3 separate regions of the Homo sapiens genome follow, and all the other regions are linked to region 1. Evidence: chromatin contacts called from ENCODE Hi-C or POLR2A ChIA-PET data. All regions are on one chromosome and are shown on one strand. The core of a region is the stretch at or near the end of the contact, and the rest is flanking DNA. Distances in the headings are between cores, read along the strand shown. Region 1 holds the start of CYP1B1 (cytochrome P450 family 1 subfamily B member 1). Region 2 holds the start of PRKD3 (protein kinase D3). Region 3 holds the start of GALM (galactose mutarotase).

Evidence for each region. Hi-C counts contacts between places; a loop is a spot of excess contacts on that map. ChIA-PET counts read pairs that join two places held with the same protein, here RNA polymerase II (POLR2A). Pooled maps may share reads with other maps.
Region 2: a loop to region 1 is called in a map of endothelial cell of umbilical vein, with 6 times the contacts of the local background. The contact joins the promoter of PRKD3 here to the promoter of CYP1B1 in region 1. A Hi-C loop is called at or near these places in 1 of 168 maps with a recorded cell type or tissue (endothelial cell of umbilical vein) and 7 of 50 pooled maps.
Region 3: a pooled map shows a loop between it and region 1 (9-fold over the local background). The contact joins the promoter of GALM here to the promoter of CYP1B1 in region 1. A Hi-C loop is called at or near these places in 7 of 50 pooled maps. POLR2A ChIA-PET finds 5 or more read pairs at or near these places in 2 of 52 experiments (BJ and activated T-cell).

Annotation. Positions count from the first base shown.
Region 1 is chr2:38,074,901-38,077,559 of GRCh38, forward strand. CYP1B1 (cytochrome P450 family 1 subfamily B member 1) reads right to left here and starts at 1,251. Exons shown (of 3, transcript NM_000104.4): 1 at 880-1,251; 2 at 1-489. The coding sequence starts at 488. RefSeq lists a promoter at 1,232-2,607, cis regulatory regions at 1,246-1,253, 2,174-2,203, silencers at 1,247-1,336, 2,247-2,366 and an enhancer at 2,074-2,272.
Region 2 is chr2:37,323,507-37,326,165 of GRCh38, forward strand. It overlaps PRKD3 (protein kinase D3), which reads right to left and starts at 1,327. Exons shown (of 19, transcript NM_005813.6): 1 at 1,175-1,327. It overlaps PRKD3-DT (PRKD3 divergent transcript), which reads left to right and starts at 1,575. Exons shown (of 2, transcript NR_183394.1): 1 at 1,575-2,016. RefSeq lists an enhancer at 338-417 and a silencer at 1,058-1,687.
Region 3 is chr2:38,664,804-38,667,462 of GRCh38, forward strand. GALM (galactose mutarotase) reads left to right here and starts at 1,311. Exons shown (of 7, transcript NM_138801.3): 1 at 1,311-1,548. The coding sequence starts at 1,359. RefSeq lists enhancers at 1,063-1,575, 1,576-2,088.

The DNA.
Region 1 (2,659 bases), core at 1-2,500:
CGGCTGCGCGGCTGGCGCGTGAAGAAGTTGCGCATCATGCTGTGGGCTGCGCGCCGCTGCACCTTCCAGTGCTCCGAGTAGTGGCCGAAAGCCATGCTGCGGCCGCCGGACACCACACGGAAGGAGGCGAAGGCCGGCCGGTCGGCGAAGGCCGAGCCCTGCTGCACCAGGGCCTGGTGGATGGCGCGCTCGCCATTCAGCACCACTATGGGGCAGCTGCCCAGGCGGATCTGGAAAACGTCGCCGTAGCGCCGCGCCAGGCGAGCGAACGAGAGGTGAGCCGCCTGGCCCACCGCCGCCGCGTTTCCGATCAGTGGCCACGCAAACGGGCCCGGGGGCGCGGACCGGAGCTGCCGCCTCCGTTGCCTCAGCAGCCGCTGGCCCACATGCACAGTGGCCAGCACCGACAGGAGTAGCAGGAGCGTGGTCTGCTGGATGGACAGCGGGTTTAGCGGCCAAGGGTCGTTCGGGCTGAGGCTGGTGCCCATGCTGGGGACAGAGAGGAGAAGGCGTGACACTCAGGGGTGCAGAGACAGGAGCGGGCGCCCCACGCCCCTACCCCAGCCTCTGGGGACTGAGTGCCGTTGGGTGGAGAGGTCGGAGCTGACTCTCTGGAGAAATGGCCGAAGACGCCCCTTCCCATCCCCAACCCACTCTCCCTTGGAGAAGAGAAGGGGCGTGTTTCCACCTCGCTGTAACCCAGCGCCAAACCCTTCCCCTCCCCGCAAGGCGCGTAACGGTTCCTGCAATCTGGGGACAACGCTGCGGGCATCGAGGCGGTGGCGCTTGATTTCCTTTAAAGTACCTACCACGCCACCCGCTACCTGTAATAATCCATCTGAAGAGGTCGCCGGGCAGCGCCTCGGCAGACAGACTGACCTGCGGGGAGGTGCGGTTTCCAGTGGCGCGGGACAGCCGGCTCCGAGAAGGAACTGGGACCTTTGCCTAGGGCAAGACGTCAACAGGAACCCGCAGGCCCGGCCTGGACACCTGCTGCCCTCACTGGAAGCTTTAACTCCCACTCGAGTCTCTTGGCGTCGTCAGTGCCAGGAGCGCTTGGATTGGGATGGGGACGGAGAAGGGTGCCTCGCTCGCCGAGCCCCGCTGCCCTTGGGGACCTGGCAAAGTCGAGGTTTCCTCACAGCGTTGAGATTGAGACTGGGGGTCGGTGAGTGGCGTCAATTCCCATGCCCTTGCGGCTCTCACAACTGGAGTCGCAGAAGCGCTCGCTCCCACTCCCACTCCAGAGTCAAAGCGCGCCATCCCGCTCCTCCGGGTTTTAAGGACTGGGTAGAAGGAGGGCAGCGCGACCTGGCAGGGCGGGGCCTGCGGGGGGCGGGGCGCGCCGCACACCAGGCCGCTTTGACCCGGACTCCCGTCCAGGCGCACCGGCCGGCCTCGGAGCTCTACCAGCAGGCTTTCATGGGAGCGGAGGTGCCCACGTTTCCATTGTGCGGTAACCGCGCTTCATCACAGCCACCTCCAATCGAGGCCGCACGGTGTCCCCAGAACCACGCTCGGTACAACCTGCCCCGGCCGCTGCGCTCGACTTGGGAGCGCGCCCCGCCCCGAGCGCACGACCTCCCTTCCCTCTCCGCGACTTGAGCTTGCTTCCCGGAAAGCCAGTGTAGTGGCAGCGGTTTGCCTCACAGCGCCCCTGGTTGGTTGTTTAAATTTTATCTTAGGTTCTCGCAAACAAATTGCCACCTCAGTGGAGGCTCTTTGGCATGCTAAATTTTTTCCAGTTCTTGCGGCGAGATCAGGAATCCCTAAAAGTAGCCGCTCCCCCGCCCCGGGGCCCCGACAGTGCTTGGGCACACAAAGGCTCCTGGGGCGCAGCTGGCCCTGAGATTTCCCGCGTAGAGGCCACTCCAGGTGGCGCCGCCCGCTGGTGGGCGCGGGGCCGCCCAGGCTGCGATGGAAGCCGTTGGCGCAGGGCGGGGAGCCAAGCTGGGGCGACTGGGGGGGCCTGGGGGAGCTAGCGGGGCGGGACCCGAGCGGGGCGGAGAGTGGCAGGAGGAGGCGAATCTCCGCGCTCCGGCGAACTTTATCGGGTTGAAGTTTCTGCTGTCGCCTCCCCTTTGCGTGCGGAGCTGGGCTTTGCGTGCGCCGCTTCTGGAAAGTCGGCTCCAGTCATATCCCTGGGCGCTGCCTGCGGCCGCTCCTCCCGCGCTTCTCACGGCACCTGACACGCGGAGGCGGCGGCCGAGGGTGGGGTGCCGGCCACCACCACCCTTGGCGTGGGGTGCCGGCCGCCACCACCCTCGGCTGCGCACGCACAGTCGCGCCTGCCAGGCCAGCGAGGCGGACGCTTGGGCCACCACCCGCAGGCCGAGCCCGGGCGCGTATCGCCACCTCGCTGCGCACCGGCGGCTCTGTGGTCTTCCTGGGCGCGCTTGCGGTCGCGAAGGGGGCCCTCCCTTTATAAGGGAAGCCGGAGGCGCTTGGGCGGGGGTGGCTTCCCCCGCCTGGCGCGCCCTTTCCTACATGCTGATGCATAGGATTTTCAAGACAGCTAAGAGAACAAGGACTTCACGAGGCGGGGGGAAGGGCGAACTCGAGGGAAGAGGTGGGATGTATCTGGTTAACCAGGTAGGAATTGTACTGGCTTCATCAAAGGATAAATATAAAAGTGATAGGTTCACCAGGGACAACCCTG
Region 2 (2,659 bases), core at 77-2,576, 750 kb before region 1:
ATGCTTGATCTTAACTCGGAATCTAACAGGGAAGGAAGCAAGGGTTCGTTGACAAGGAAAAACTGGCCTAGATCTCAGTCGGGGGAACTTTATGGACGCCTTCTGCAGCAAAGCTAAGGAAAATGAAAATCGCTAAAAATGTAAGAACGACGACATTAAGTAGAAGGGTAAAAAAAAAGTTTCAGAGGAATAAAATAACATTTTCTAGGATACAAATTAAGGCATTTAAAAGTTCTTGTTCCATTTGTGGCTATGTCTCATAAAAGCTGTGTCGCACCAAGCAGCAGTTCAGGGTGTAACTTATCCTTCCTAATCAAAGATGACACCGATAGTCTTATTTCCTGTGGGGATGGGTGTGATTGAAGACACAGTTACGTCCATGCCATCAATCTGTGTGTGGAAAAGTCGGCAGGTCGCGCGCACACACTTGTCGCTTGAATCGTATGTGTGCCTGCAGACGGCAAGGCCTATGCCTCTGACTGCGTTCACCTGAAATAAAATACCCAACCGGCAATACAGTAGTATATGGTTATTTTCACTGCTCAAAGAAACAGTGGCACTCCTCAGTGTTTCAGCTTAAGGAAAACCTCCCAGGAGGGAGCAACTCGGAACAATGCTGCAACTAGCAAATCCAAACGCAGTCGGGATACTGGGGCGAGGGGCTTACATTCTCCAAGCACCATTTACTCACCCCTTTGAGACGACTACAACGCAAAGTGAGGAAATGAAACGAAAAAGCTGGTCCAAAATTCGGCACTGCGAGCGCCGCGGGTCTGGCTTCGGGAACTAGTTTGGGAGACCCGGGAACGGATCGCCTCCGATGGGCCGGGCGCGGTGGTCTCCAGCGGAGCGCGAACCCAAGTTGCCCTCCGCGCGGACGCCGGAACTTGGCCCCTCTGGCGGCTGCGGCGGCGCCCCCGCTCCCCCTCAGCCGCCCACCTCCCGCCGCGCGCTCCCCCAACTTCCCGCCCAGCGCGGCTGACACCGCCCAGCCCGGCGCGGGGTCCGAGTCCTGTCGCCGCCGCCGCCGCGTGCAGTTGGGGGGTTGGGGGTTTGGGGGATGGGGGAGGGGCCGCCGCCGCCTCAGCCCGACGGGCCGGGAGAACAAAGCGGCGGCGGCGGCGGCGCGAACTTTTTCGGTGTCTGTTCAGCGCTCCCCGAGGCGACTACTTACAGTGGCAGGCTCGGCCCGTCGTGAGAAACTGCGCCCGCCAGCGTCTGAGTACCGGACGAGGCGCCAGCGAGGCTTCACGCGCCTCGCAGGATCCCGCCCGCCTCCGGCGCCCCTTCCTCCCTCCCTCCCCGTCCCGTCCTGGGGCCGGAGGGCGGGGGGCCGGGGCGCGCGGGGGGCGGGGGCGCGCGGCCAGCGCGGGGCCTGCCGGGAGCTGTAGTTCCTCGGCCCGCGCCCGCCGGGAGGTGGCCGCGGCGGGAGGTCGGGGTTGTCTCTGCCCCGCGAAGGGGCGCCGGGAGCGCCGGGTACAGTCGGGCTGGCTCCGCACCCTCGAGTTCCGGGCGTCTTCGTGAGCGCGGGGGCACGGGGCAGGGGCGCCGCGGGAGTCGCGAGCGTGTCTATCAGTTACACGCGGTACTTGATCGCGCTGTTGCCGACGGTACTGTCTTTTCCTCTACTGCCGTGCACTCTTGAGGGAGGCGGTGGCGACAATGGGCCAGAGGTGATAGTTGGAACGGGGGACTTGTAAGGCGTCCAGAGCAGAGAGCTGCTTCCACCCTGAGATGTCACAGCCCTCCCGCATGCTCCTCCCTGCTGCCTGCCCCCGGGGTGGCCGCCGGCACCGCAGCTCGGCGCCCAAACCGGCACGTCCCAAGCCCGACGTTCCGGTGACTGCAGGGGTTTTCCCGGTGCTCGGTGTTTCCTCCCCGTCGGCCTTTAAACGCGAATGTGACCCTACCACCAAAGTGGAGTGCAGTCCAGAATCACCAAACCTGGGCTTCCAGGTGTCTGGAAACACAATGTTAACATTTGTTTTGCTCCAAAACAAAGTATGACCGTGTCGGGTGAGTGGGGCGGGAGTGGGAGTCAGCAGCATAAGGATCTAGAGGGAAAATACACTGTGCATAAATTTTCGATGTCTTATGTGAGAGAAAGGCCTGAGAAGCTGACAGGCATTGTCACAGAAGCCACATGATTCTCCTTATGTCAACATTTTATCCCAAAAGTACTTAAATATATTGAAACAATCAGAGGGACTACAATCAAGAGGGCAGTTTTCTTTCTTCTCTCTTTTTCTTTCTTTTCCCCTTTCTCTCTTTCTTCTTTCTCTCTAGAAAAGGTTTTACTCTGTCATCCAGGCTGAAGTGCAGTGACACGATCATAGCTCACTGCAGCCTGGAGCTGCTGGGCTCAAGTGATTATCCTGCGTCAGCCTCCCAAGCAGCTGGGACTACAGGCGTGTGCCACCACGCCCCACTAACTTTTAAGTTAGTTTTTGTAGAGACGAGGTCTCTTGCTGTGTTACCCAGGCTGGTCTCCTGACCTCAAGAGATCCGCCCGCCTCGGCCCTCCAAATCGTTGGGATTACAGGCGTGAGACACCGCGCCCAGCCAAGAGGGCAGTTTTCAAGAATAGAAAGAAAAATAAACATAAATTAGCCCCTACTTTTGATACAAAATCATCACTCTTAATGGATGTCCTCGGATT
Region 3 (2,659 bases), core at 61-2,560, 590 kb after region 1:
ATATGCATTTTAAATGTCCTCAGCAAATTCTGAGACACAATCAAGCAAGACAATTATTTAATAACCTTAGTGTCTTTCCTCTCCAACTGTACATACCTGAAGACTCCATCCTACTTGTAGAAAAGGAGATAACAAAGGTTCAGTACCTGGCATTTACAAGGACCTCAATCAATACTTGTTCCCTGAATCCCTTCTTAAAGGAACTGTGGACTTCAGGAGCCAGAAGACACCAGAGGTCCCTTTCCAGTCCCTTGAAGTAAAATAAGTCTGAGGCTGTCTCTAATCACCTCCGCACACCGAGGGCCTAATCCATCTACCTGACCCTGTCTGGTCCAAGCTCCTCGAGGCTGGCACAGCTTTGGCCGTCAGGAGAGCCTTCTGGGCAGTGGCTCTAACAGAACCATGTCCAGGACTTCATCCGTGGGACAAAAAGAGTGAATCTTCAGTAAGTCTGTGTGCAGAGAAGCCTGAGATGATTTACCTCATTTCTAAGCTACTACTGTACTTTGTTGTTGTTGTTGTTGTTGTTTTGAGACGGAGTCTCGCTCTGTCACTCAGGCTGGAGTGCAGTGGCGTGATCTCGGCTCACTGCAAGCTCCGCCTCACGGGTTCACGCCATTCTCCTGCCTCAGCCTCCCGAGTAGCTGGGACTACAGGCCCCCACCACCACTCCCAGCTAATTTTTTTTTTTTTTTTTTTTTTTTTTTTTTTTTGTATTTTTAGTAGAGGCGGGGTTTCACCGTGTTAGCCAGGAAGGTCTCAATCTCCTGACCTCGTGATCCGCCTGCCTCGGTCTCCCAAAGTGCTGGGATTACAGGCGTGAGCCACCGAGCCGGCCAACTACTGCTGTACTTCTTACCCCCTGTATCAAAGAGTTAAAATCTAATTTTTTCCCAAGATCGGTCTCACTGTAAGTCTGCTATCTGTATTTTCCCATTCTTCGTCTGATAGCCACCGACATTAATGACCAGCTCATTACATGTTGAGGTGTGGGGAGATGGGGGTAGAACCCCGTCAACCCAGGATTCGAGTTTAGAAAGACTACAAGCCCCAAAATGCAATTTCACCTCCCAAAAACTACCATTCCCAACATGCAATGCAACCAGGACGAGCCAAGGAAAAAAAGTACAAGTGTGGCTGCAAAGTTTGCCCCTCTTGTTACCCTCAGGCAAATGATTGATTTAGAAAGGCCCCAGGGGCTATTTTTTGCAGGAACGGTCACTCCCTAAATCCAGGCAGGGAAAGGGAGGAGTCTGAGCCGAGTCACGCCCCTTCTCCTGTAAACTTGGGTCGCCTCTAGCTTAGCGAGCGCTGGAGTTTGAAGAGCGGGCAGTGGCTGCACACGCCAAACTTTCCCTATGGCTTCGGTGACCAGGGCCGTGTTTGGAGAGCTGCCCTCGGGAGGAGGGACAGTGGAGAAGTTCCAGCTGCAGTCAGACCTCTTGAGAGTGGACATCATCTCCTGGGGCTGCACGATCACAGCCCTAGAGGTCAAAGACAGGCAGGGGAGAGCCTCGGACGTGGTGCTTGGCTTCGCCGAGTTGGAAGGTGGGTTGAACTGTGCCCTGGGCTGCGAGCAGGCCCCAGGCCCACGCTACATACCTCCCGGATCTAGCGGGCCACTTGCAATGCGAGGGACCAAGGGGGAAAGTCGCCTAGCTTGGGACCGTCTGACTTGCAAGCGCATGCATCATAGAGGGCCGTGTGGCCATCCAGCATTTGGGAAAAACTGTAATAAATAAACTATGGCAGTTGGCCTCTGGTTATCCGTTCAGGCTTTGCCCCAGTTAACGTAAAAGGTCAGCTGATGGTATGATACACTTCAGCGATCCTGGAGCGATCTTTGAACTGCCTAATCTTTGAACTGCCTGATACCTGGAGAAGGCTGGAGAGGAAAGAGCAGGCAAGAGGGGGTGTGGCTCCCACTTCTTCCCTTCTGAAGAAGGAAATTCAAATACTTGCCTCTTCTACTTCCTTCTTCCTTGATCAGATTCTCTTTGAGGCCTGGTTGTCTCAGAAATGCTCCACTAAGCTCAGTGGTTGCCTAGTACACCAGCTACCCAATAACCATTTAGGAACAAAATAGAGAAGACCAACTCAGTGTCTTCTCAGAGATCAGGTCTCCTACCAACTAGGATGGACTTTTATCCCAGAATCCATGGGCAATTAGGATCAGGCATTAATTAATACATTTGACAACTCTATTAATCCGATGACCTCATTAAACAGGACAGACAAGGTCCCCACTCTTGCGGTTTGGCTGGGGAGATAGACTTTAACTCAGTAATTGCATAAATAAAGAATGACAATTGCAGCTTGATTGCAGCAAAGGAAAATGTACATCATGCTCTCTTAGCACCATGGTGTAACTAGACAGAAAATGAGGTGTGAAATAAAGCTGGCAAAGGGAAACTGAGAGTTAATACTCTCTGCTCAGTGGTTGGGGCGTAGACAAATTCTGCTGGAGAGGAGGTTTGAGGTTTTCCTTTTGGTGTGTCATTCTGTCTGTTTGGTTCTTCCGATACGTAAGATATGTAACTTGGCTCATGGTTACATGTTGGCCAGACCAGCCTGGCCAGCATGGTGAAACCCTGTCTCTACTAAAAATACAAAAAAATTAGCTGAGCATGGTGGCACGTGCCTGTAATCCCAGCTAGTC